Linked DNA regions of Homo sapiens: region 2 is linked to region 1. The links are chromatin contacts, found by Hi-C or POLR2A ChIA-PET in ENCODE. All regions are on one chromosome and are shown on one strand. Each heading gives the region's core, a stretch centred on a gene start or an enhancer-like site at or near the end of the contact. The rest is flanking DNA. Distances are from core to core; before and after follow the strand shown. Region 1 holds the start of PAXIP1-AS2 (PAXIP1 antisense RNA 2). Region 2 holds the start of DYNC2I1 (dynein 2 intermediate chain 1).

Region 1 (6,380 bases), core at 1-2,500:
TTCTGTCTATATTATTCCTGCCTGGATGACATAGTGAGGTCTTCACTGCTGGAGAAGGGAGGGCTGGTGGGCCAGAGGGGAGACCCTGCAGAGGTGTGCAGTGTCCTTCTCTGCTGTTCATCTCAACCCGCTGTGTTAGGAAACCAGGAGGAAGCCCTACCTGGAATGAAACAGGTGCCTAGAATGAAGAGGGTAAGGACAAGGTTTAAGACTGTGACACCTGTTGCTTAAGAGACGCATTTAGGAGTGTGGCATGTAGATCCCAAATGTCCGTTTTGTAAAAGTTGTTGTTATTGTTTCACTTTTGTTGTTGTTGTTTGTTTGTTTTGAGATAGAGTCTCACTCTGTTGCCCAGGCTGGAGTGCAGTGGTGCAATCACAGCTCCCTGCAGCCTCAACCACCTGGCTCAAGCACTCCTCCCACCTCAGTCTCCCGAGTAGGCGGGGCCACATGTGTGCACTGCCATTCCTGGCTAAGTTTTCTTTTAATTCTTTGTAGAGACAGGGTTTCCCTATGTTGCCCAGGCTGGTCTTGAACTCCTGGCTTCAAGCAATCCTCACACTTCAGCCTCCTAAAGTGCTGGGATTACAGGCGTAAGCCACCACGCCCAGCCTGTTGTTATTGCTTTGAAGGAGTTCAGGAAATGCCACCCCCATGGCACTTGGGAGTGCTGATCCCTGTGAGCTGAGGGCACTTGGGAATCAGCGGATGCAGGCAGAGGTTTCCTCTGAGCTCCCCTTACCTGCCTGAAGACGGATCCTCCAAAAGGAACTCAGCTGTCATGAATCGCCTCCCCAGGAATCTCGTCAATCTGGGAGGATTAACACAGATCACAGGAGAGGACACTGGAGGTGACATCAGCCCAGATGACTATCACCCGTTCTCCCGAAGGCGGCTCTGAGATGTTTACGACCTCAGAGACATTTCATCCACAGAGCAGCACAACCTTTACTCACCAGACAGTCCCTCCCCAGGCTCTCCCATCACTTGTGTTCTCACCTCCCCTGGAAGCCCCGGGAACTTCGAAGTAGGCTTCTGTGGACTCCTGCCACTTCATCAGTAGCTGGGGCCCTGGTACCAGCACAAACTGCTTGCATCCAACTGACTTCACCAGACATACGGGCGTCTTTGGTAAGACCGCTCTCAGGTTTTGAATCTCCCAGGTTTGGGCTGAGATTCAGATTTTATTTAAGTAAATGAATTTCATGCTCAGTGGGACTGATATTGAAGCCGCCATTTAGGGCTTTAAGGCAGGAGTTTCGCGTCATTTCTCTAAAGATTCTGCTATTGGCAGGTTTGTGGTTTCACTTTTCTATTAGGTTAAGTTTTCGTTCGTCTTACTTGCTCTTTTGTAACCTTTTCTCTCATTGGACATTTTACTTGCTCAAGTTTGTAACCTTTTCTCTCATTGGACATTTTTTTACTTGCTCAAGTTTGTAACCTTTTCTCTCATTTGACATTTGGTTAAAGAGAAAGCAGTTTTCTTTGTAAAAGGAGAAAGTGAATGTTTGTGGCTTAAGCCAAATTTGTGGCTTTAAACCAGCCAGGCTTTGGATCTTGGTTAACATTGAGATTTAAAGTTTCTTCCTGAGTCACCCAAAATTTGTAAAAGGTTGGAATGAGGACGTGATAAGCTGAAGACAAAAAGGACTCTTTCTCCCAGCTGAAAGGCACCTTAGGCAATGGAGGTAACACAAGGGTGTGGAAGCTCACAACAAACCCCAGAGAAGAACTCACAGGGAGAGCTGCTTAACCCCCGGGGCACACAACACACAAGGGGTTCGTCACCCAGTGCCTTGAACTCCCAGAAATGTCTGGGTTTCTCTGAGGTAGGTAAGAGGGAAGAAGCTACTTGTAGGTGATACCTCCAGGAATAATCCCTACTAAGCAGCACACTGGACCCCAAACACTTTTCCCTTTTAGCCTTTGGGCATTTTAAAAGAGAATCCAAATTATGAGCAATTATCCATCTATAACCAAGCCCTCATTAAGCAATGCACCTTTGGAAACTCCAGCGGGGTTTATGTACAAGACTTATGGCGCCACCTCCTGTCGATAGTTGGAGAAATGGTCTTATTTGACCTAAGAAGATCCTAAATTACAATGATCAAAGAGAATTATCTTTGAAATAGCTAGATTAGTTTATTTATATGCACAATTTTAAAAAGCCAGCTATGGAATCAAATAAAATAATTAAGAGAGTTACTTCCAATGGCACCCAGAAGCATCCAAAAGAGGTTTTGACAGAATTCTTCCCTTAGAGGAAGAAAATAAAAAGCACTCTAAAACCATTACTGAATTTTAAAAAACACTGAAATGTCTTCTTCTCTCCCTGCTCCCCTGTCTCTCTAAGCCTCCTTGTCAGAACTACCCAGCCCTGATTGACCTTCTCCTCCTCCTCCTCCTGCCCCTCCTCCTGCTCCCACTGGTTTGGCTCCATTTCATCCAGCATCTGGTAGAGGGGAACCTGCTTTATCAATCATGATCAAACTTACAGGCATAGTTAAAAGAATTCCTTGATCTTCACCAGGTTCCTATTGGTTTTGCTAGGAAATTTGAATTAAATATCCAAGCTTATGACCCTAGTTATTCTGACTTCTAGCAACAGATTCACATGTTAGTAGCAAAAATTAAAGCTAAAGGCTGGCTAGACAAAGCTCACTGGAGAAATCTGTTAGGGATCTTCATAAATGTTCAGAAGAGGACCATAGACAGGCTTGAAGAACAGCAAAGGCTTTGCATCAGGCTATCTCCTCAGTTTTTCAGAGTAGTCAACTGGAACAAAATACAATATCAACAAAATTCAGATGAGTCAGTAATATACTTTGAGGGCTGTGGAAAAAATTTTAAAGAATATTTAGTTTTATCCGAAGAAAGCTGTGCTAATCATCGAAATGATACTCGACTCCAGTTTAACAAATGAGTTAGATGAATTGGAACTAACAATGAAAAGACAAAGTTGGGCCACTTCTGATACTCATGATTTGGTCAGTCTCATTGACCGGTTATCTGATACCTTAACTGAAGAAGAAAGAGAGAGGGAAGCCAAACAAAAGAGCGAGGCTAATACAATTATGAATTTACAATTAAAACAACTATTCACACAATTTTGGCCTTCACAATACCCCTAGAAACTCCCTAATGGACCTAACCTTCCACTTTGCAATTTTTGCAAAAAGCATGATTACTTTCAAAAGAGTTGCCAAAAATGAAAAAGGAAAGAATGTTAACCAGTGGAGGCAGAAAAGAAAACAGGGGTGCTCCAAGGAACTTAAAGGGGCCTTTCATTTCCTCCTTACTAACACTGGGAGAAATAAAAATTATTATAAATGGAGAACTAACACAAGCACTTATTGACACTGGAGCCACATTATCTGGAATTAATCCCATCTTGGTACAAGGTCCCATTCCTTGCAGTAAACAAAGAATTCAAATGGTGGGCATCACAATCCTCCTGTATTGGCATACCAATCTCAGCCTGTAACCTTTCAACAGTGTTCGTTACAAGGAACTCATGCCCTCCTCTTTGTTCCATCAGACCCCATCCATTCAACAGGAAGAAACTGCTTAGAATTATGTGATACCCACATTTCTTTCTCTCAAAGGAAGGAAATATATTTAAAATTAGATTATAAAACTCAACTTTGAGACACAACAGATATTTTAATAAAATTTTCAAAATCTAATCCAATTGCAATCCATATTGCCATGAAAGACAATGAATTATTGCTTAATGAAGAATTACAAAATGTACTAAAGACAGTACTTGATCCATTGTGGTCAGTGTCCTCCATTGATATAGAAACTATCATCTCAGCTACTCCAATAAATATTTAAATATACCCATGGAAACATCTTCAAAATACAAGACAATACCCCTTGAGAACTAAAGCTCTAGGAGGGATAAAGCTTATAATGTCAGATTATATAGAAAGATGACTGTTCATTCCTTGTACAAGCCATTGTAATACCCCAATCCTCCTGGTAAGAAAACCAAATGTTAGAGAATGGAGGTTTGTACAAGACTTGAGAGCAATAAACAACATGGCAATCCCATGGCACCCTATACTGCACAAGCCTATGTTACTCACAGCCATTCCTTCTAATGTGGAATTCCTTACAGTCATAGACTTATGTAGTACATTCTTTAGCATTCTTGTAGACAAAAATAGCCAATTTCTCTTTGCCTTCACTTGGGAAAACAGACAATACACTGGGTCACACAGGCCTCCAAGGATATGCTGAAAGCCTGACTTACTTTTCAAAAATATTAAAAATAGGCCTCTCAGATGTTAATTTCCTGGAAATGCATACATTAATCCAGTAAATAAATGACTTCCATCTTGGAGAGCAAACAAGATGTTCTGTGAATGATGGGCTACATTTATTACAAAAGGCAGCCCTAAGAAAACAAAGTCTCTAAAGAGAAACTTCAATTTTGTCGAAGACAAGTGATATACTTAGGCCACCTAATATCCAAGGAAGGATGTTTTATTAATTCAGACAGACTAGAAAGGATCTCAGCTTTTTACAACCAAGAATGAAGAGATGGTTGAGTGGGATTTTAGGACTGGCAGGATATTGTAGAAATTGGATTCCAAATTTTTATTTAAAAGCCCAATCCTTATATGCCCTCCTTTTTGTTTTTAAGACAGAGTCTCACTTGGCTAATTTTTGTATTTTTACTTGAGACGGGGTTTCACCATGTTGGCCAGGCTAGTCTTGAACTCCCGACCTTCATTGATCCACCCATCTTGGCCTCCCAAAGTCCTGGGATTACAGGCATGAGCCACTGCGCCCACCTTCCTTATATGCCCTCTTAATAGAGAACTTTAAACCCTCTAGACTGGATAAAAGAAAGTCAACTAACATTAGAAATGACTAAGAATGGTCTTGCCAATGCCTCTTCTTTGGGGCATGTAAATTATAACCTCACATTTTCATTGTTTGTACATGAAAATGATGGAAATGCTTTAGATAATCTGACTCAGAAACATGAAGGCTGAAATAGACCTGTAGGGCATTACAGCCAACAGTTAGGCCCGGTAGCCAAAGGATTGCCTCTTTGCATGAGAGATATAACAGCAACCACCTTGTTCATTAAGATGACCCAAGGAACTGTGGTGGGAACTCCCCTTACTGTTTTTATCCCTCATTCTGTGGAAGCATCACTAAACTCACACCACACTGGACATTATTCAATTAGTAGACGAGCTTCACATGAGTTTTACTTCTTTCAGCTTCTCCTATCACCATCTCCAGGTGTAACCTAAATCCTGACACTCTTCTGCCTTCATTTTCAGATGAAACACTGCATAATCACATAGCCCCAGTTGATTGGCTCCTCTTTCCTAGGACTGACTTGCAAGAGACTCCACTGATTAATGCTGATGTTGTTTGAGTTACAGGCAGCTCTTATTTAAAGGATGGATCAGGGACTTACCGAGCAGGTTACACAACAGTATCTTCAACTGAAGAAATAGAAAGGCTTACCTTCCAGAAGCCACCTCACATCAACAAGCAGAATTGCATTGATCAGGGTTTGTCAGTTGGCGAAAGGAATAATTGTTGATAATATTCATTACTAATATTCAGTAAATATGCTTTCAGAGTAGCTCATGATTTTGGAATGCTATGGAAACAGAGGATTTTTCACCTCTTCTGGTCAATCCATAAAAAATGGACACCTCATTTCACAATTGTTGGGAGCCATATTATTACCAAAGTCACTGGCCATAATTAAAATTCCAGGCCATTCTAAATCAAACACTCCAGAAAGCAAAGGAAATCAGCTAGCTAATAAGGTAGTAAAAAGAGCTACTGTAAATGTATCTAAACAAGAAAAATAATCTACAGTAATCTTAAAAGAAACACCTGCATTTGTATAAAATTACCTCAATCTGGGCTCCAAAACCAGAACATAAAAGTTGGAAAGCAAAGAGGGGGAACATACTCCCCCAAAGACGAGGTATGATATGGATCAAACAACATGCTTCTACTTCATGCTGAATTTTTGTTATCATTTCTAACTTATGCACATGACATAACTCCCCAGAGCCTGACAGAGTGATTGCTTGAGGGAAACGATATTTTGGAAACCTTCTCTGACTGTAGCACACAGGATGTACAGTTGTTACCTTTGCCCCCAAAATAATCCAGGGAGGCCTCTGTCAAAGTATGGCAATTACATTCCGTCCAGTTGCCGCTCTCACAAATATACACATATATTTTGGTAATGATTGGCATGTTTTCTCATTGGGTGCAGGTGTTTCTATGTAGAAGAGCAATGACCTTAGGGTGAGTACAATTCTCTTAGAAAACATTATTGCAGCCTGGGGAGTTCCTCTGGAGCTTCATAATGACAGAGACACTGGGATCAC
Region 2 (7,191 bases), core at 2,934-5,433, 3.9 Mb before region 1:
CAAGCTATGATTAATAAATTTCATAACAATAAACTCACACATTACCTATCAATTGTTTGGTATGTAACAAAAAAACTTAGAAATTTCTAAAATTTTCATTGACCATAAAAATTAATAGTCATACACATTGTAAACAAGATAAATTAAAGAGTTTTGAAAGAGCTAATATTAAAGAAAATTGTCACCATGCAGGCAGGTGTAAAGCCTGCAAAGGTACCATTAAGTTTTTTCCAATAGCTACGACATACTGAAACTTGGTATGATCTCAGTACAAATAAAGAACATAAAACTATTTATATTCATCAGATTAATTATGTGAGCAACTAAGTACAATGAAACAAACTGAAAGAAATGCTTGGTGTATACTAAAAGCTATAATACCAGCGGGGTGAGATGGCTCACGCCTGTAATCCCAGCACTTTGGGAGACTGAGGCTGGTGAATCACCTGAGGTCAGGAGTTCCAGACCAGCCTGGCCAACATGGTGAAACCGTGTCTCTACTAAAAATATAAAAAAAATTAGCCCAGCATAGTGGTGCATGCCTGTAATCTCAGCTACTTGCGAGGCTGAGGCAGGAGAACTGCTTGAACCCGGGAGGCAGAGAATGGAGTGAGCTGAGATCATACCACTGCACTCCAGCCTAGGGGACAAGAGTGAGACTTCGTCTCCAAAAAAAAAAAAAAACTCTAATACCAAAATAATCCAATACAATTTTATTCCAGTAATCTCATGAAAACTTTATCCTTCCCCTTACCTTATGAAATAGACTATACTAATTAATTCTATATCACAGCCTAATAGTTACATAATTAGATTCTAATGACCCATGGGTTAACTTCCTAAAAAGTTAAAGACCGACTTGCAATTGAGAACCTGTTACAGGAATTCATTAGTTGCCAGGAAATATCCAGCTCTGAGATCTGTTGCTTTTGCTACTTTAAAAATGTTTATTTACTGGCCTGGCACAGTGGCTCATGCCTATAATCCCAGCACTTTGGGAGGCCGAGGTGGGCGGATCAAGACCAGCCTGGACAACACGATGAAATCCCGTCTCTGCTAAAAATACAAAAATTAGCTGGGCGTGATGACACACATCTGTAATCCCAGCTACTCAGGAGCCTGAGACAGGAGGACCGCTTTAACCTGGGAGGTGGCGGTTGCAGTGAGCTGAGATCACGCCATTGCACTCCAGCCTGGGCGACAGAGCGAGACTCTGTCTCAAAAAAAATGAATTTTATGTATTAAATATGTATCAGAATAAAACCCCAAGGGACAGTCAAATGTCAAAAATAACGAATGAAAAAAGATCTATAACAAACTACATCCATATTCAAAACATCACAGATAAAGATCCTAAATCTTCTGGAGAGAAAGAAAATGTTACTCACAAAGATATCTCATCAGCCAAACACACTGCTAGAAGACAAAAGTAAACCATCTTCAAAGTTCTGGGAAATTATTTTGCTCCTAGAATTCTATGCTAAGCCAAACTCTTAAACAATCTATCAGTATAATAAGGATATTCTTAGGGCATACAGTTTTCTTCCCACATATACTCTTGTCTAAAAAGGTATGCGACAGGCCAGGCATGGTAGCTCGCACCTGTAGTCCCAGCACTTTGGGAAGCCAAGGCAAGAGCGTTGCTTGAGCCTGGGAGGTTTAGGCTGCAGTGAGCTGTGAGCGTGTCACTGCACTCCAACTTGGGTGAAAGAGCAAGACTCTGAAGAAAGGAAAGGAGAGGAAAGGAAAGGGGGGGAGGGGAGGAAAGGGGAGGGGAGGAAAGGGGAGGGGAGGGGAGGAAAGGAAAGGGGAGGGGGGAGGGGAGAGGGGAGGGGAGAGGAGGAGAAGGGAGGGGAAAGGGGAGGGCAGGGGAAAGGGGAGGGGAGAGGAAGGGAGGGGAAAGGGGAGGGGGGAGGGGAGAGGAAAGTGGGGGGAGGGGATACTCCACTGGAAAAAGCATGGAGATTTCAAAAAAGAGGGAGACACTTGATCCAAGAAACAGTAGGCCTAACCCAGAAGCACAATGAGAAAGAATTCCCAGATCATAGCTCTGTGCATGTCTAGAAAACAATTTGTCCTGATGAGAACATAAAGTCAGTGAGCTCTGGGAAGAATTTAAGAGAATTTCATTAAACAGGTAATATGACACTAATAAGCTAGAAGACATCATAAGGTTTAAAAATTTAAAACAGCTTATGTTCTTTTTTGCCAAAACTAAAAAAACAGGGCAAATAGGGCCATTTATGAAAGACATGGTCCAAATGATAAGCAAACTTCATTGTGGTACATTAACTGAATGTAACAAAAGATGACCCCTTTGACCCTGACACCAGAAACATTGTTCCCTGAGTAGAGTGAGCTTAGAATACAGGACTCCATTGTATCTATTGGTCCAATCTGACTATTTGGTTCTGCAATGAAAACGTATATAACCATGATGTTATAGTGTTTATTGGTTTTCATTTTTAAAATCAACCTATAAACAAATCACGGACAATGTAAGTTACAGAGTAACTTAAAGAAATGTAAAGAGAATAGCATAGAAGATGACAGGGTCAGGAAATTAGTGGGTTTAGGGAGAAATGGGGAGTGCAGGGCAGTAGCTTCTTAATCTTAACTAGGGGAAAGTTAAAAAATACTATCTAAGGTTGGCCTAGCGCGGTGGCTCACGCCTGTAATCCCAGCACTTTGGGAGGCCAAGGCGGGCGGATCACCGGAGGTCAGGAGTTCGAGACCAGCCTGACCAACATGGAGAAACCCCATCCCTACTAAAAATACAAAAATTAGCCAGGCATAGTGGCACCTGCCTGTAATCCCAGCTACTCGGGAGGCTGAGGCAGGAGAATCGCTGGAACCCAGGAGTTGGAGGTTGCGGTGAGTAGAGATCGTGCCACTGTACTCCAGCCTGGGCGACAAGGGGAATTATCTTTAAAAAAAAAAAAAAAAAAAGGCCGGGTGCAGTGGCTCACGAAGTCAGGAGATCAAGACCATCCTGGCCAACACGGTGAAACCTCATCTCTACTAAAAATACAAAAATCAGCTGGGCTTGGTGGCGGACATCTGTAATCCCACCTACTCGGGAGACTGAGGCAGGAGAATCTCTTGAACCCTGGAGTCGGAGGTTGCAGTAAGCCAAGTTCGTGCCATTGCATTCCAGCCTGGTGACAGAGTGAGACTCCATCTCAAAAAAAAAAAAAAAACAAAAACCTAAGGTTTATATAACATAAAATACAAATTAAGGAGTATTATTCAACACATAAAGGTAAGTGATGGGGAAAAAATAATAGGAGTGAAGGTAGAAGAAAATGTATGCAAATTAAATTCCTCATCTTTCAGTGGGGAATCAATAGATAAGAATAATACAGTAATATCTAACATTTATTGAGTGTTAATGAAAGCAGGCACTGGTCTATGCACTTTTACACATAATATCTCACTTAACCTTCTTAAACACCCTATAATGTTGCTATTATTATTGTGCCCATTGAATGAATTAGGAAACAAGACATGTTAAGTGAGTTTGCCAAGGTCATACAAGTAAATACAAAATCCTGAATTCAAACTCAAGCACCCAGGCTGCACTCTCTCAACCTCTTAAACTGTGACAAGTCATATTTAAACTTAAGTCAGCTAAAATTTAATAAACTTTTAAATATGTCTCCTCAGCCACCCCGGCCCCGCAGCAGGGGCCGAGGCCGCCTCCAGGCCGGGCGCGAGGAGACGGGCCGCGGCGGCGACCCCAGGCCTGAGGCTGCACAGACCGCCTCTCCCGACCGCCGGGAGCCCGGCGTCCTGCCATCCCTCGCGCCGACGGCCAGCCGCGCCTCCGTTTCCCTTCCTGCCTCGGAGGCACCGCGGCTCCTCCGGGAAGCCCCGGCCCGGCCGAGAGAACCGCTGCGCAAAGGGAGGGCGGCGGCGGCGCTGCTAGCGGCGCCCGAAGGAGTCCGCGAAGCTCGACCACCCCTCGCCCAGACCCAGCGCCGCACCGACCTTCCCGGGCTCCATCGCTTCCCGCAGGCCCGGGCGGCCGCGGTGTCCTCGGCCCCGGCCAGGCGCGGTCCACCCCGAAGAGGCCACCTGTGCCCCGCACCCTTCGGGAGGCGCGTCCCAGCGCCTAGCAACCGACAAGCAGGAGCAGCAGAGGGCCCAGAAGCACTGCCCAGCGTGCCCTGCGGCCTCTCCCAGTGCGCCTGCGCATCCCCGGCATTTTTAGCACCTGGCAGGCAGGAGCAGGGGAAGGCCGAGTGGTCGCTGCTCGGCGTGCCCGCGGCCCCTCCCAATGCGCCTGCGCTTCCCCGGCTCCTAGCAACCGCCAGGCAGGAGCAGCAGAGGACCGAGCGGTCGTTGGTCTCCCCAAGGGGTAGGTGCAGTACCCTGACTTGGGGTGCAGGGGCTCTTGACTCGCCCCAACCCGCCCCGGGTTCCCACGGGACCGGACTGACAGTCGGGGAAGATAGAAAGGGAGAGCAGATATTGAAAAGAGCTTTACGTTTGAGGCCGAGCGCGGTGGCTCACCCCTGTAATCCCAGCACTTTGGGAGGCGGAGGCGGGTGGATCATGAGGTCAGGAGATCGAGACCATCCTGGCTAACACGGTGAAACCCCGTCTCTACTAAAAATACAAAAAAAAAAAATAGCTGGGCGCAGTAGCAGGCGCCTGTAGTCCCAGCTACTCGGGAGGCTGAGGCAGAAGGATGGCGTGAACCTGGGAGACGGAGCTTGCAGTGAGCGGAGATCACGCCACTGCACTCCAACCTGGGCGACAGAGCGAGACTCTGTCTCAAAAAAAAAAAAAAAAAAAAGAAAAGAGCTTTACATTTGAATAAGGCTTTGCACTTAACAAATTATATTCCCATATGTCGTCTTTTGATAAAAACAAGCAGTAAGGTAGGCAGGAATCAACGTTGAGAGACTGTTTTTATACAACACGTAAGGGAAAATCAAAAACTCTCAGGACCTCCGAACTCCTTCAGCCAAAGGGAAAGTTAGGGCTGAAAGCCTGAAACCGCCTTTTCAAAATTATGACTGAGGCAGTAAAAGAGGTGTAACTTAACCCACAGCATCTTGCTTCTGACCTCCAAGCTGTGCTTGTTCCTTCCTGGCAGTAGGCTGAACTAACTTTGGGAGAAACTTAGTTTATATTTTATAATTTAAACACAGACGGTAACAGCCCTTTCCCAAAGCAGGCCTTCTTGCCTGGGGACTTGATTGCCTTTGTAGGACTGATGTTAGCCACAAGATTAGAAATTACGTTTTAGGAGTAGTTTCTAATATGCAGCTGGAGGCTACAATATTCTGACCCTCCCTAAACTGCTCCTAAGATCAGTGCTTGAGATATTTTGCAGAACCTGCACTTGATGGATCAGCTGGCACCACCCAGATCAATAAACTGGCTCATCAGATCTTGTGGCCCCTCACCCAGGAACTGATAAGGGCAAGAAGACCGCTTTGACTCCCTATGATTTCATCTCTGACCAATCAGCACTCCTGGCTCACTGGCTTCCCCCCACCCAAGTTATCCTTGAAAACTCTGATCCCTGAATGCTTCAATGCTCAAGGAGATGGATTTGAGTAATAATAAAACTCTAGTCTCCTGCACAGCCAGCTCTGTGTAAATTACTCTTTCTCTATTGCAATTCCCCCATCTCGATAGGCTCTGTCTAGGCAGCGGGCAAGGTGAACCCCTTGGGTGGTTGCAAGCCGAGTCGCCCAACACCCTCTTCCAAATGCACAGCTGTTGCTTTGCAGGCTGCAAGGCTCCTGCCAGCCAGGCCCCCGTGAAGGCAGGGCCGGGCACCTTGGCCCCCACCAGTCTCCCAGGTGTAAATGTTTTGCCAGCCTGGAGACCTTTCAAGATGTGTGTCCTCACTTAAACAAAGACACGCCAATTGTAACTTTAGATCTGCAACTTAAGTCTGAAACTACCTCTGCAAGAATTAGAACTGAGAAAATTATGACAGTGAAAGAGATCTAACCTGACTCCATCTTGCTTCTAACCTCCAAGCTGTCCTTGTCCATTCCTGGTCGTAGAATAGTTTAACTTTGAAAGAAAGATAACAGCCCTTTCCCAAAACAAACCCCCTTCTCTTTTTTTATTATTATTATACTTTAAGTTCTGGGGTACATGTGCAGAACGTGCAGGTTTGTTACATAGGTATACACATGCCACGGTGGTTTGCGACACCCATCAACCCGTCATCTACATTAGGTATTTCTCCTAATGCTATCCCCCAGCCCCCCCCGACAGACCCCCACGTGTGATGTTCCTCTCCCTGTGTCCATGTGTTCTCATTGTTCAACTCCCACTTATGAGTGAGAACATGCGGTGTTTGGTTTTCTGTTCTTGTGATAGTTTGCTGAGAATGATGCAAACCCTCTTCTTGCTGGGGACTAGATGGCCTTTGGAGGACTAACAAATTAGCCATGAGATTAGAAATTATGGTTTAGGAGTCATGCAGCTAAAGGCCACAAGATTCTAAACCTCCTCAATTACTCCTAGGGATAATATCACTATTGTAAAACCTAAGATTGGTGCTTGAGACATTTTTCAGTCCCTTCACTCAATGGGTCGGCTGGTGCAACCCAGATGGATAAACTGGCTCATCTGGTCTTGTGACCCCCACTTAGGAACTGACTCAGCGCAAGAAGACAGCTTGGATTCCCTGATTTCATCTCCAATCCTACCAATCAGCACTCCCCACTTCTCAACGCCCCCCCACCCACTAAATTATCCTTCAAACTCCAATCCTCAAATTTTGGGGGACACTGATTTGAGCAATAATAAAACTCCACTGGGCATGGTGGCTCATGCCTGTAATCCCAGCACTTTGGGAGGCTGAGGCAGGCAGATCACCTGAGGTCGGGAGTTTGAGACCAGCCTGACCAACATGGAGAAAGCCCGTCTCTACTAAAAATACAAAATTAGCTGGGTGTGGTGGTACATGCCTGTAATCCCAGCTACTTGGGGGCTGAGGCAGGAGACTCTCTTGAACCCAGGAGTGGGAGGTTGCAGTGAGCCAAGATCGCGCCACTGCACTCCAGCCTGGGCAACAAGAGCAAAACTCCATCTAAAAAAAAAAAAAAAAACCTCTGGTCTCCCATACAGCCGGCTCTGCGTGAATTAAATTCTTTCTCTATTGCAATTTCCTATCTAGATAAATCATCTCTGTCTGAGCAGCCGGCAAGGAGAACC

What was found. Hi-C counts contacts between places; a loop is a spot of excess contacts on that map. ChIA-PET counts read pairs that join two places held with the same protein, here RNA polymerase II (POLR2A). Pooled maps may share reads with other maps.
Region 2: a loop to region 1 is called in a pooled map, with 6 times the contacts of the local background. The contact joins the promoter of DYNC2I1 here to the promoter of PAXIP1-AS2 in region 1. A Hi-C loop is called at or near these places in 1 of 50 pooled maps. POLR2A ChIA-PET finds 5 or more read pairs at or near these places in 2 of 52 experiments (PC-3 and activated B cell).

Annotation. Positions count from the first base shown.
Region 1 is chr7:154,923,387-154,929,766 of GRCh38, reverse strand. PAXIP1-AS2 (PAXIP1 antisense RNA 2) reads right to left here and starts at 1,250. Exons shown (of 8, transcript NR_024476.1): 1 at 1,000-1,250; 2 at 743-811. RefSeq lists enhancers at 620-839, 990-1,089, 1,110-1,169.
Region 2 is chr7:158,853,550-158,860,740 of GRCh38, reverse strand. It overlaps DYNC2I1 (dynein 2 intermediate chain 1), which reads right to left and starts at 4,183. Exons shown (of 25, transcript NM_018051.5): 1 at 3,991-4,183. The coding sequence starts at 4,005. LOC124901796 (a long non-coding RNA gene) reads left to right here and starts at 4,219. Exons shown (of 2, transcript XR_007060627.1): 1 at 4,219-4,360; 2 at 5,345-5,603. RefSeq lists an enhancer at 2,766-3,307 and a silencer at 3,658-4,127.